2 separate regions of the Homo sapiens genome follow, and region 1 is linked to region 2. The links are chromatin loops, found by intact Hi-C in ENCODE. Cell type or tissue: CD4-positive, alpha-beta T cell. All regions are shown on one strand. Links, peaks and the distances in the headings refer to the core of each region. The heading gives the core; the rest is flanking DNA.

Region 1 (6,779 bases), core at 959-5,958, 70 kb before region 2:
GTGAGGGGTCTATGGAATGGGTCACCTGACAGGAACTATGGCCTTCAGTATCAATTCAGAGAACACTCATGGGGAGAATAAATACCTGCCTCCATTCTCCTCCCACCTATGGATCTTTTGCTGATAACCCTACACTGGTTGGCTGAACCCAACCTGAAGCCAGAAGGCAAAGGAAACCCTAGGTCAGCACCCACATTCCCCCACTGGGTCCAGGACTGGCTGGAAAACCACAGAGAGTGGATCTTAGGGGGCAAATGGAAGACACCAGCACAAGCCTTTAGATTATGCTGTTCACATACTGACATACTTTGTGAATTTGATAAAGTATTTATCAGAACAGTCATTAGTATTTTACATATAAATATTTGAAATCAAGTACTATAATAAGTTACATAAGTATATCTTTTATTTGATAGGGATTTTTCCCAATGCATTTTAAGCACTTTAAAGGATATTGTTACGTTGGTATTTACAAAGTGGGCAGTTGTCCAGTTTCTGAGATAGAGAAGTATAAGGCTTGCCAAATTTCCTAGAATCAATTAGTTGTGGAAGCAGCTGCCAATCTGATCTCTAATAACGGGCCACAGCAAAGCCAGACAGAACCATTTTCATGTCATTTACATCAATGTTTTCATTTTGCCAGATAGGTTTTAATCTCCCAGGCCAAGGCATTTTTCTTGCTTATCTCCTGAAAGTTATTTTTTTTAAGGAAAAATTTAACTATAAAAAGGAAAACACAGAATTTCATTTTATTAACTGCCATTATGATGTGCAAGTCTATATAATGTATAATGAGGCAGTTTTGGTGTTTTAGAAGTCCTCTATGTGGATACAACTAAGCATACTGAGGTACAGATTCTGTATATAACCTTTATATAAGGTTAAATTAATAACATGTACTTCAAAGATGCTTATAGTAAATTGCAAGATTGTAGATCTTTGCATCAAAGATTTATCATACATCATTAGAGCACTCCCAAACCTCCAAATAAACTTCCCAGATAATTTAGAAAATGGTTAAATTATGATAGGAATCTTTCACGTGACATTGCATCACTGTTATAGCAGAGGGGACAAACCTAGGCACAGTGAATTCACCTTCCCAGATGCAATTGGTGTTTGAGAAAAATTGAGGCTGCCCAGAATGAGTCAAAGCTGCAAATGAGCTCCCCAGAGCCTGGCTACATTCAGGGGAGTAGAATGTGTGCCCCTACCATGATGGTTGGTAGAGCAGCAAAGCTCAGTACTCTGTTCACCATGTAGTGGTCACATGCACATTCTGCAGTTGAGTGGATTGGGTCTCCCTTGCCAGACTTGATGAAGCTGTTCCAAGGCCCAGATTTTCACCTCTGCATTTTCGCTTGTACCCTGTTGCCAAACCATTCACTTCACCTCAGTGCCTGGGCAGGAACATCACCACTGTGATTCTACTTTCATAAGCAGTGACAAGTGTGAGTTCACTGTTATGACAAAGGATGTGGTTGCCAATTCCGAAGCTGCTGTGGATGGCAGTAAGGCAGGATAGAGTGGAAGAGGCAAGCTGGTCACCTCACCCCCGAGCCCCACTCCACACAATGCATTTCTTTTTTTTTCTTTTTCTTTTTTTTTTTTTTTTTGAGACAGAGTTTTGCACTTGTTTGCCAGGCTGGAGTGTAATGGCAGGATCTTGGCTCACTGCAACCTCCTCCTTCCAGGTTCAAGCGATTCTCCTGCCTCAGCCTCCTGAGTAGCTGGGACTACAGGCATGTGCCACCATGCTCAGCTAATTTTGTATTTTTAGTAGAGACAGGGTTTCTGCACATTGGTCAGGCTGGTCTCAAACTCCCGACCTCAGGTGATCTGCCCACCTCAGCCTCCCAAAGTGCAGGATTATGAGCATGAGCCACCGCGCCCGGTCCACCCAATGCATTTCTTAACTGTCTGTCCTCCTGACTAGGGTCTACACCTCTCTGCCATCCATTATACTTCACTGGTCTTGCCCAGCTCCTGGTCTTGCCTCTTCCACTCTATCCTGCCTCACTGCCATCCACAGCAGCTTCAGAATTGGCAACGACATCCTTTGTCGTAACAGTGAACTCACACTTGTCATTGCTTATGAAAGTAGAATCACAATGGTGATGCAGTTGACAGGAGGGCAGCCACACCTGACATTATGGTCAGTAGTGAGCTTGGGGGTGATGGCAGCTCCCTTTCTGAAATGCTGATGTGGAAACCCAGGCTTCTTTGCATGAGGCACACATCCTCTCTTGATTTGGCCCCTGCCTGCCTCATCAGCTTCATCTTTCAGCACCTCCTGCTTGGACGTTTATCTCACAGCAACAGCTGCCTGTAGGGTTGCTCCTGTGCCCCTGTGTGTGACCCCCCACCCCTCCCTCTGCCATCAGGACACACACAAGCCCTGCCAGCCCACCCATGTTGTCTGACCCCACTAAGTCTTTGGTTATGATGTTCTTTCTACACCTCTCATTATTCTCTATCTCAATCATCCATTCATTTTTCAAAATGTAGTGAACGAATCCCCTCCCATTGGAAGCCTTCCTTGATCCCTTCTTGGATTAAGTTTCCCTGCGAGTTTTCTTCTGATTTAGTTGGTCTAGGGGTGGGGTTCAGAATCAGAAATTTAAAAACTCCTTGGATAATTCTAATGTGAATCAGAGTTGAAAGCCATTGAGGGAAAAGAAAGGGAAGATGGGAGGAAACAAGACGGTGGGGCTTTCCAGGTTCCTACCTGAGGCTCACTGGTCTTCTACTGAAATGCAACACCAGGAGGGGTGTCAGGAGTTGAACTGTGCTCACCCCACATTCATATTTCAAAGTCCTAACCCCCAATACCTCAAAATGTGACTTATTTGCAGATAGGATCTTTACAGAGGTAATCAAGTTAAAATGAGGTCATTTGCTGGGCCCTAAACCAATATGACTATTGTCTTTACAAAAAAGAGGAAATTTGGACATGAAGACATGCAGAGAGGATGGTGATGTGAACAGGCAGGGAGAAGATGGCCATACAAGCCAAGGAGAGAGGCTTGGAGCAGACCTTCCCCTCAGAGGAAACAACCCCTGCCAATACCTTGATTTCAAACTTCTTACCTCCAGCGCTGTGGACAATAAAGTTCTGTTGTGTAAGAAGCCACTCAGTTTGTGGTACTTTGTTTTGGCAACCTGAACAAATCAATACAGAGGGTAACAATAAGAAAAAGCCCTACCAGCGTATTGCTTGAGCTCAGGAGTTCAAGACCAGCCTGGGGACCATGGTGAAACCAGGTCTCTTAAAAAAAATACAAACATTAGTCAGGAGTGGTGGCACGCACCTGTAGTCACAGCTACTCAGGAGGCTGAGATGGGAGGATCGCTTGAGCCCAGGTGGATGAGGCTGCAGTAAGCCATGATGGTGTCACTGCACTCCAGCCTGGTTGACAGAGAAAGACCCTGTCTCAAACAAATAAATAAATAACAAAAGAAAAAGAAAAAAAAAATTCTCCACCATCCCTGGATTCACTTGTATTTCCTATGAGCTAAGCCTGGGCTCTTCCTGGTGATGGATTGAACTTATCTTTGCATTGAGGAGATATTGTTTTTAAAAATCATGAGCTCTAAAGGAAAGGTTTTTGTGTTCAATACACTCTGTAAGAAATGAATAAGAATGTTCAGATAATCTTTATGTAGGTCCTTAAGAGTTAAGCTTTGAGTAGAGAGGCTGTTTCTTGATGATGCCAAAAGGATGAAGTATTACCATAAAGCAGAACACGTTATCTCTGAGTGCTATCAATAAAGCTCCATCCAAATCATAGCTTACTTAGAATGCTGAATATTTGTCATCTTCCTCAAACGTGAGAAAACAGATTTTGGCTTTATTGTAATGCTGGCTGGAAGGTTTACTTGCCACATGGCCACAAGGTGGCAGGGCAGTGCCATTCTTCTGGAAGCCACCAGAAAAACGCAGCTAGGACTACGTGGCCACAGGTAGGAAGTCAGCAGTGCTCTTCAAGTTTATGAAGTTGAACTTTCGCTCTCTTTTTAAGCACTCCCTTTTTCTGAAAATCAAAGTAGCACATGTTTTTAATTGAAAATGTTATCCTGGGCAACATAGTGAGACCCTGACTTTATAAAAAATTTAAAAATTAGCCAGCTGTGGTGGTACACACCTGTAATCCCAGCTACTCAGGAGGCTGAGGCACGAGAATCACTTGAACCCAGGAGGTGGAGGCTGCAGTGAGTAGAGATTGTGCTGCTGCACTCCAGCCTGAGTGACAAAGAGAGACCCTGTCTCAAACACACACACACACACACACACACACACACACACACACAGAAAAATATAAAGAATAAAACAAAAAATTCATTATCCCACCACTCAGAAACAAACATGGGATGTGTAGACCATTCCCAGCCTTCTCTGCCAATGCCACCTGCTTAGGATACCCCTCTCTCACCTGCTCTGCAACACCCCTCCTGCCTTATCTCTCTCACTTCCTCACTCTGCCTAACGTGCCTCTCCCCATCTTTCTTCTTAACACTCACTACTATTTCACAGCAGTTGTCACTGCCTCCTCTGCTAGTCCGTGAGCACCATGTGGGCAGATAGCTTGTCCTGTCAACCCCTACCACCAGGAGCAGCAGTCCCAGGATGTCAACCCACTGCATTGCAGAACTGTCTATTTCTCCCTTCAAGTCTGTCATTTTTTTGGCTTCATACATTTTGGAGTTCTGTTGTTTGGTGCATGTCTCAGTCCCTTTTGTGTTGCTATAAAAGAATACCTGAGACTGGGTAATTTATAAAGAAAAGAGTTTTATTTAGCTCATGGTTCTGCAGGCTGAGGATCTCAATGGCATGACCCTGGCTCTGGCAAGGGCTTCTGTGCTGAGTCACAACATGACAGAGAAGGGCAAAGAGGAAGCAGACGTGTGAAGAAAGAGAAACATGAGGGGTGACCTGGCTTTGTAACAACCACACTTGTAGAAACTAATCAATTCCTGTGAGAACTAATCCAGATCCAGTCTTAAAATAGGAAGAACTCACTGACTATCTTGAGAACAGCACCAAGCCATTCATGAGGGATCTGCCCTTATGACCCAAACACTTCCCACTAGGCCCCACCTCCCAACACTACCACATTGGGAATCAAGTTTCAACACGAGCTTTGGCAGGAACAACAACAACAGCAAAACCATGCCCAAATCATAGCAGTGCATATATGTTTATTATTGTTACATCTTCTTGATAAATTGACCCTTTATCAATGAATAGTGAATTTGCTTGTCTTTTGTAATTTTAACTTCATGTCTATTTCATCTGATATTAGTGTAGTTATACCAGCTCTGTTTTGGCAACTATTTGTGTGGAATATCATTTTCTGTCTGTTTATTTTCAGCCTATTTGTATCTTTGGACCTAAAGTTAGTCTCTTGTGGGCAGACAACATGCTTTTATTTTTTAATCCATCCTGCCAGTTTTTGTCTTTTAACTGGTGAGTTTCAGTTATTTATATTTAAAGTGATTACTGATAAGGAAAGATTTACTTTTGCTACTTTGCTCTTAGTTTTATATATTTGTTATGTTTTCCCCCCAATTCTTTCAATATTGCTTTCTTGTTTAATTGATTTTTTTCTAATACAAAGTTTGGATTTCCTCCTAATTTTCTTTTCTGAATATTTAAAAATTATTTTCTTAGGAGCTGCCATGTACTTTCAATTAACATCCTAACTTTTTTTTAAAATAATCAATAGTTATCTCTCTGTATCTATGGAAGGTTGGTTCCAGGACCTCCCTTGGACCCCAAATCCTCAGATGCTCAAGTCTATATATAAGATGGTGTAGTATTTGCATATAATGTACACACATCTTCCTGTATACTTTAAACCATCTCTAGATTACTTACAATGCCTAATAAAATGTAAATGTTATATGAATAGCGGTTATGCTGTACTATTTTTCAAATCCATATGATTTCTAGTCATATTATCTGTGTTGATTTTTTTCAAATATTTTTGACCTTTGGTTGGTCAAATCCTCAGGTACAGAATGTGCAGGTACTGAGAAATAATTACAATTATTATCATTATGAAGAAATTTCAATACTGTAATTGAAATTTGTATCAGGTTAGCTTTAATAATATACAAAAACTCTGCTCCTATACAGCTGTCTCTTCCTAAATTACATCTTTATACATTGTCTCCCATTAACACATATTTATAATAATTTTATGCATTTGTCTTTTAAATTATATATGAAACAAAAAGAAAATTTACAAGGCAAAAACATAATAGTGGCTTTTGTATTTACCAATGTAGTTACCTTTACCAGAGTAGTTCTTTAAGGAAAAGAAAAAAGAAAGAAAGAACTACTCTGGTAAAAGTAACTACATTGGGTTTTTTGTCTGTCTGTTTGTTTGTTTTTTAGGCAAGGACTTGCACCCAGGCTGAACTACAGTAGCATTGCATGATCTTGACTTACTGCAGCCTCAACTTCACAGGCTCAAGCAATCCTCCCACTTTAGCCTCCAAAGTAGCTGGGACCACAGGGATGTGCTACCATGCCTGGTTAATTTTTCTATTTTTTGCAGAGATGGGGTCTCCCTATGTTGCCCAGGCTGGTCTTGAACTCCTGAGCTCAAGTGATCCTCCCACCTCAGCCTCTCAAAATACTGAGATTATAGGCATGATCCACCATGCCCAGCTTTATTTCTTTGTATGCCTTCTAACTCCAATCTTACGTCTTTTCATCCTGGAGAACTCTTTTTAATAGTTCTTGTAGGGCAGGTTGGCTAGTGATGAACTCT
Region 2 (6,779 bases), core at 1,104-6,103:
TGGTTTTGTCATTGAATTTCGGATATTTATGTCATCCTTGCTGTTTGCAAGAAGTGTCTGGAAGACTTCCGTCCCCCTCCCAGGAATCTTTGGTAGAGTTGAGCTCTCCTTTCCCTTTCCTGTGATCCCCACCTTGTGCTGAGATCCTGTACTTAGTTTCTCATTCTGTGTTGTTTGTTCTCCTGCCTAAGAACCTAATCCTGATTCCTGGTGTCTGATCCCCTGGACTTCTGATCCATTTCCTGAACTCAGGTCCACTGTGACCCTTAGCTTTCAGAATCTGCTCCATTCTGTGCTTGCCTCATGAACTTTTTTATCTAGCTTCTCTCGTCCTGGGGCTTCCCTGAGTCTATTCCCTGATTCCAGCCCACAGCCCAACACTCACAGTAGGAAGATTTTACTATTAATATCAGATCCATTATTACTGGCTGTGTGACCTGGCAAGGGACTTAGGCTCCCTGAGTCTCAATTGCTTTCACTGCAGAGTGGGGACAATAAGGCTCCTGCTCCATTCACCGTATAAGGCAATTAGGATCAGATAAACTATCATGTGCGAAAGTATCTTGCGAACTATCAACCATTAACCAAATAGAAGATTTTTAAAATTATGACTATTACCATCATCATCAAGCTAGACTTATGAAAAATTTACTATTTGACAAAATACTAATCTTTGTTTGCTTCACCATGTCCATACCAGACTGCACACAGATCAAAGTGAGCACCAATAGTGTAAACTGGGAGCTCCTCAAGGGCAGCATTTCAGATGGTGCTGGGGATTTGAGAAAATATGAGAGATGTTTATATTTATTTTTATCTCATTCCTTTAAATATGTATTTTATGTGGTTTCTGATTTTTGCACTATATTGCTGTGGTAATGTGTAGTATTTATAAAATGGCTGTGAATGCTGACAGTTTTTTACTGACAAGGGTGATGAATTTACAAGTTTGCACTGGCCGGGCGCAGGGGCTCACGCCTGTAATCTCAGCACTTTGGGAAGCCGAAGGTGGGGGTGGATCTCTTGAAGTCAGGAGTTAGAGACCAGACTGGCCAACATGGTGAAACTCCATCTCTACTAAAAATACAAAAATTAGCTGGGTGTGGTGGCACGGGCCTCTAATCCCAGCTACTCGGGAGGCTGAGGCAGGAGAACTGTTTGAACCCAGGAGGCGGAGGTTGCAGTGAGCCGAGATTGCCCGCTCCACTCCAGCCTAGGTGACAGAGTGAGACTCCGTCTCAACAACAACAACAAAAGTTCGCACTAATCTAATAACCTAATAAGGCTCTGATATAGGAACCTTCATACACTGCTGGTAGAAATATATGTATCAACCATTGAAAGACAAAATTACAACAAATTTAGTTACAGATGTAATGGCTTTTACTTGCAATTCATGAATTGGGGCAGATCCCATTATACAAAATAGAACGAGAGCTTTTCCTGGGAAATAGCAGAGCAGTGAATTTTGTAAGGTTGGAGCAAGGAAAAAGAACAATTTTTTTTTTAAAGCTGATTGGTTAACATCAGATTGCTTCAGGTTGCTTTTTTATAAAGGTTAAAGCAAAGGGGACTTTCAAGCTAAAAGTGGCTTGTATGGGGATTTGGCTATTATCCTGTCTCTTTCTCCTTGGAAGGTCAGATGAACAATTTAGTTTTGGCTTGGTGGCATGGAACTTCAGCGTGAGTGACTCCATTTTGGTGGGGCCTAGAGCAGGAGCTCTGTCCAAACTAATGACCTCCTATAAATTTGAACATGTCTTACAATATTTATAGCCAATTACAAAGTAATTCTACTTTTAGAATTTTATCTCTAAGGAGAGTCAACTAAGAAGAGGCAAGAGACCAAGCTGCAATGCAGGAGTTTATTGGGGCATTAGGAACTGCAATTCAGGAGACACAGATTCAGCTCGAAGTCAAATTGTACTCCAAAGATAGGAAGGGGAGAAGGAGTTTTTAAGAAAAAGAAAAAGGAAGCTAAGGGTGATTACACAAGTTCTTTTAAAGAAATTATTATTGGTGGAGGCGGCTGGCTGGCATCAGTCCATAGTTCATTGGTTGTTGTTCAGGAGACGCAGCACTAGTGAAATATAGCTGGTTTCCAGGACTGTGTGGTCATTGCAGTTTGGACCAATTCAAAGGTTCGAGGCAAGTTCCTGTTGTGTTTTAATTTTGTTTTGTTTGTTTTCCTTTTTGCAAGTTTGCAGGGAGTCCATAGAATGGCTTCCAGGCGGGCCAGGCACGCGGTGGTTCACGCCTGTAATCCCGGCACTTTGGGAGGCCGAGGCGGGCGGATCACCTGAGGTCGGGAGATCCAGACCATCCTGGCCAACACGGTGAAACCCCATCTCTACTAAACATACAAAAAAAATCAGACGGGCATGGTGGTGCATGCTTGTAATCCCAGCTACTCGGAAGGCTGAGGCAGGATAATCGCTTGAACCCGGGAGGCGGAGGTTGCAGTGAGCTGAGATCGCGCCATTGCACTCCAGCCTGGGCAACAAGAGTGAAACTCCGTCTCAAAAAATAAGTAAATAAATAAAAATAAATAAATAAATACATAATAAATAATAAATAAAATAAATAAATAAATAAATAAATAAATAAATAAAGCCTGGCTTCCAGGCTCCATCTTACAGCTGTTAACCAGAGTTACACCTGGTATATCACATTTGTATATTTGTAAATTTGTATATCACATTTCACAAGAAATAATCAGGGATGAGCATACAGATCTATGTTTAAGAATGTTCGTTGCAACTTTATTTAGAATAATATTTGAAAATGTTCTAAATGCTAAACAATAAAGAAATGGATAAGTAAACTGTGTTTAGGCTTATTGTGCAGCTTATAGAACTAAAATAAGATTTGATATTAGTTTAAGAATTGTTTTTAAATAAAAATAAAATAAATAGAAGCCGAACCGTGCCAGGCCTGGCAGAAGAATGACAAGTGGGAGGAGTAAAAGCCGGAAAGAGTGGTGGCAGGTGAAGTCGGAGACGACAGAGGAACTGGTTTCCTCCGCCCCGCAAGGCACACAGCCTGCCGACGCCCCATTAATACATGTGGAAGGGGAAAGAGACTGAATGGAGGAATGAATACAACTTGATCCAGGTCGTGCTTCGGAAGCGGTCACTTTACCTGTGAACCTCTCTGCCTGACAAACGGGCAATGTACGGAATCAACCACCAAGATGGCGGCGCCCGTGAAGAATCCGCAATTAGGTCGCCGTCATATGTCGCCTAGGAACGTACGGAATTCGACCCACGTACGGAATCGGATTCCAAGATGACGGCATCTATGAGGAAGTCACGCAGTAGGTGCAGCCATGTTGCCTGTACGTCGAGGCCGTACAAGCAGCCGCCGTACGGACTCTACTGACAAGGTGGCGGCGCCCTCGGGAAAGCCACATTAGAGCGCGGCCATGTTCCCGGCGAACATATGGATTCGGCCACCATACGGATACGATAAGCAAGATGGCGGCGCCTGAGGGGTCTTGGGGGCTCTAGGCCGGCCACCTACTGGTTTGCAGCGGAGACGACGCATGGGGCCTGCGCAATAGGAGTACGCTGCCTGGGAGGCGTGACTAGAAGCGGAAGTAGTTGTGGGCGCCTTTGCAACCGCCTGGGACGCCGCCGAGTGGTCTGTGCAGGTTCGCGGGTCGCTGGCGGGGGTCGTGAGGGAGTGCGCCGGGAGCGGAGATATGGTAAGTAGCGGGTCCAGGGAGGGGTTCGGCGGTGGAGGTCGGTCGGTTGGCAACAGTGGGGTCTGTCGGCCGACTCAGGGGTCTGTGGTGAGCCATAACCGGAGTCTGTGGACTGAACGGCGGGAGTCTATGGGCAGAATGATGAACCATCTGGGAGTTCTATGGTGAGCCACGGTGGGGGGCTCCTTAATAGAAGTTTAGTGGGGACTCCGTGTGGCAGTTCCGTGGGAAACCATGATCGGGGGTTCTTAGGGCAGAGGGATAAGCGGGTTGTAAGGAGTCACATTGAGTGGTCTGTAGTGAGCCGTGACGAGGAGTCCGTGTCCGGGTATCCGTGGACAGCCGCGACTGGGGGTGGGTGCGGGTGCCAGGTGGGTCTATGAGATAAACAGGGAGGGGTGCGTGGAGAACCGCGATGGGAAGTCCGCAGTGAGTTACGCGGGGTCTGTGAGGCGCCACGATGGAGGGTCGCCATGACCCATTAGCGAGTGTGGACGCAGGGAGCGGGTGTCGGTGGGTGCGTGATGGGAAGTATGGAGCAGAGTAATAGGATGTCAGAGGAAGGGATGGGGGTCAGTGGGGACTGTGATGGAGAGGTTTTTTGGGGGCCCCGATGTGAAATCTGCAGGCAGAGTGGGGATCCCTGCTGACCACGGTGGAGTTGTAATGGGGGGATGAGCCGCCACGGTGGGGGCTGCTTAAGGATCCGTAATGGGGGTGTCCTGCAGGAGGGAGATGGTTCAGACCCAGAGCCTCCAGATGCCGGGGAGGACAGCAAGTCCGAGAATGGGGAGAATGCGCCCATCTACTGCATCTGCCGCAAACCGGACATCAACTGCTTCATGATGTGAGCGCGGGAGAGATGGGCGGGGCTGACACTGGCAGGGTGGGGTGAGGCCGATGGGCCGCGCCCCTCACATCTCCATCGCCTGCCCCATCCTCTGCAGCGGGTGTGACAACTGCAATGAGTGGTTCCATGGGGACTGCATCCGGATCACTGAGAAGATGGCCAAGGCCATCCGGGAGTGGTACTGTCGGGAGTGCAGAGGTGAGGGCCATGGATGGACAGGGAAGGCAGGTGGGGCTTCAAGGGAGGAGGAGGAGCCACAAGGGGGGGTTATGGGGATTAGTGATACACGTCTGTGGTGAGCTGGAATGGGGCTCCATTGTGAGTAATAGAAGATCCCACGGGAAGAGGCAGCTCTGCCCTGGACAGGGGTGCAGAGTAGGTGGGTGGGTCAGTAAGGGAGCGAAGAGGAAGAAAGAGGTTTTGGGACCATTCAAGCCATCCAGTGCTCACTCACTTTGGCCCTACTCTCTGCCCCACAGAGAAAGACCCCAAGCTAGAGATTCGCTATCGGCACAAGAAGTCACGGGAGCGGGATGGCAATGAGCGGGACAGCAGTGAGCCCCGGGATGAGGGTGGAGGGCGCAAGAGGCCTGTCCCTGATCCAGACCTGCAGCGCCGGGCAGGGTCAGGGACAGGGGTTGGGGCCATGCTTGCTCGGGGCTCTGCTTCGCCCCACAAATCCTCTCCGCAGCCCTTGGTGGCCACACCCAGCCAGGTGAGTGGCTGCATAAAGTGAATGGATGTGTAAAGTGGTTCCGTTTCAGCCCTGCCTGGGTCCATGATTTCTGTTCTGGGCCCCCTCCTGCAGCATCACCAGCAGCAGCAGCAGCAGATCAAACGGTCAGCCCGCATGTGTGGTGAGTGTGAGGCATGTCGGCGCACTGAGGACTGTGGTCACTGTGATTTCTGTCGGGACATGAAGAAGTTCGGGGGCCCCAACAAGATCCGGCAGAAGTGCCGGCTGCGCCAGTGCCAGCTGCGGGCCCGGGTGAGCATGGACAGAGCTGGGTAGGGTCAGGTGTGGGAGAGCTGGTGGGTCCATGCATGGTTAGTTAAGTCTAGGCATGGATAAACCAGGTGGGATTGGGCCTGACTGTATCCTGACAGGTGGGAAGGGGCCTGTCATGTCCAGATGAATGGGGCATGACCTGGTATGCTGGGCTGGCAGAACACCCCCACCAACCCTGGGTAGACAGAGTGGGGCCAGGTGTTTTCAGGTGGTCATGCATGTTGGTACAGATCAGGCAGGGCTGAGCATTCCTGGCAATGAGGGGTAGCGGGGAGGTGTGTCTGGGGAGGTAAGGCCAGGCCAGGTGGGTAGGGCTAGGGCAAGGCCGCCCTCCATCCACCTGGGGCTGACCTGGGCCTTCCTCCTGCCGGCACAGGAATCGTACAAGTACTTCCCTTCCTCGGTGAGTCCAGCCCCCCAGGGTGGGGTGGGGCATGCGGGCAGGGCGGTCAGGGCCAGTCCTGAGATTCTGCCCTGCAGCTCTCACCAGTGACGCCCTCAGAGTCCCTGCCAAGGCCCCGCCGGCCACTGCCCACCCAACAGCAGCCACAGCCATCACAGAAGTTAGGGCGCATCCGTGAAGATGAGGGGGCAGTGGCGTCATCAACAGTCAAGGAGCCTCCTGAGGCTACAGCCACACCTGAGCCACTCTCAGATGAGGACCTACCTCTGGATCCTGACCTGTATCAGGACTTCTGTGCAGGGGCCTTTGATGACCATGGCCTGGTGAGCAGACAGGAGCATCCACTGGTGGAAGGGTGGAGGTTACAGAAGCAGAGAGTATCCCTAATGAGGAGACAGAGGGTATGGAAGGCTGATATGGGACATGAGTAGGTGGTGGGGTTGTCACGAGCGGGGCAGGTGGGTCAGTGCATGCCCTGCTTGCAGCCCTGGATGAGCGACACAGAAGAGTCCCCATTCCTGGACCCCGCGCTGCGGAAGAGGGCAGTGAAAGTGAAGCATGTGAAGCGTCGGGAGAAGAAGTCTGAGAAGAAGGTGATGGAGAGGGTAAAGTGGATGTGGAAAGGCAGAGGGTGGGGTTGAGGGAGAGGCAGAGGTCAGAGGCTGAATGGGGCAAGAGCCAGAAAGGGCTAGAATGGAGCAAGGGTCTGGGGTCTGGGGCTGACTTTGACTCCACCCTGACCTGACTTGTCTTGCTCAACAGAAGGAGGAGCGATACAAGCGGCATCGGCAGAAGCAGAAGCACAAGGATA

Evidence for each region. Hi-C counts contacts between places; a loop is a spot of excess contacts. Peaks named below come from ENCODE experiments on the same cell type or tissue, not always from the same donor. Only the 100,000 strongest peaks of a DNase experiment are listed, where the experiment ranks them.
Region 1: a loop joins it to region 2, with 3 times the contacts of the local background. A loop is called at or near these places in 31 of 110 quality-filtered maps.

Annotation. Positions count from the first base shown.
Region 1 is chr18:50,354,546-50,361,324 of GRCh38, reverse strand. It overlaps LOC105372114 (a long non-coding RNA gene), which reads left to right. Exons shown (of 3, transcript XR_935466.3): 2 at 5,373-5,467. Among named protein-coding and RNA genes, the nearest start is that of SKA1, 17 kb to the left of the region's middle. In CD4-positive, alpha-beta T cell, for the core only: CTCF peaks have their summits at 3,682 and 3,882 (motif pointing right); DNase peaks (open chromatin) are centred at 3,924, 4,574 and 4,874.
Region 2 is chr18:50,284,514-50,291,292 of GRCh38, reverse strand. It overlaps CXXC1 (CXXC finger protein 1), which reads left to right and starts at 3,601. Exons shown (of 15, transcript NM_014593.4): 1 at 3,601-3,706; 2 at 4,435-4,553; 3 at 4,654-4,754; 4 at 5,036-5,271; 5 at 5,365-5,544; 6 at 5,942-5,968; 7 at 6,046-6,291; 8 at 6,454-6,561; 9 at 6,731-6,779. The coding sequence starts at 3,704. RefSeq lists enhancers at 3,178-3,547, 3,658-3,747, 3,868-3,987, 4,808-4,857. In CD4-positive, alpha-beta T cell, for the core only: CTCF peaks have their summits at 3,292 and 3,491 (motif pointing left); DNase peaks (open chromatin) are centred at 3,402 and 4,612; H3K4me3 peaks cover 2,276 bases; H3K27ac peaks cover 2,408 bases.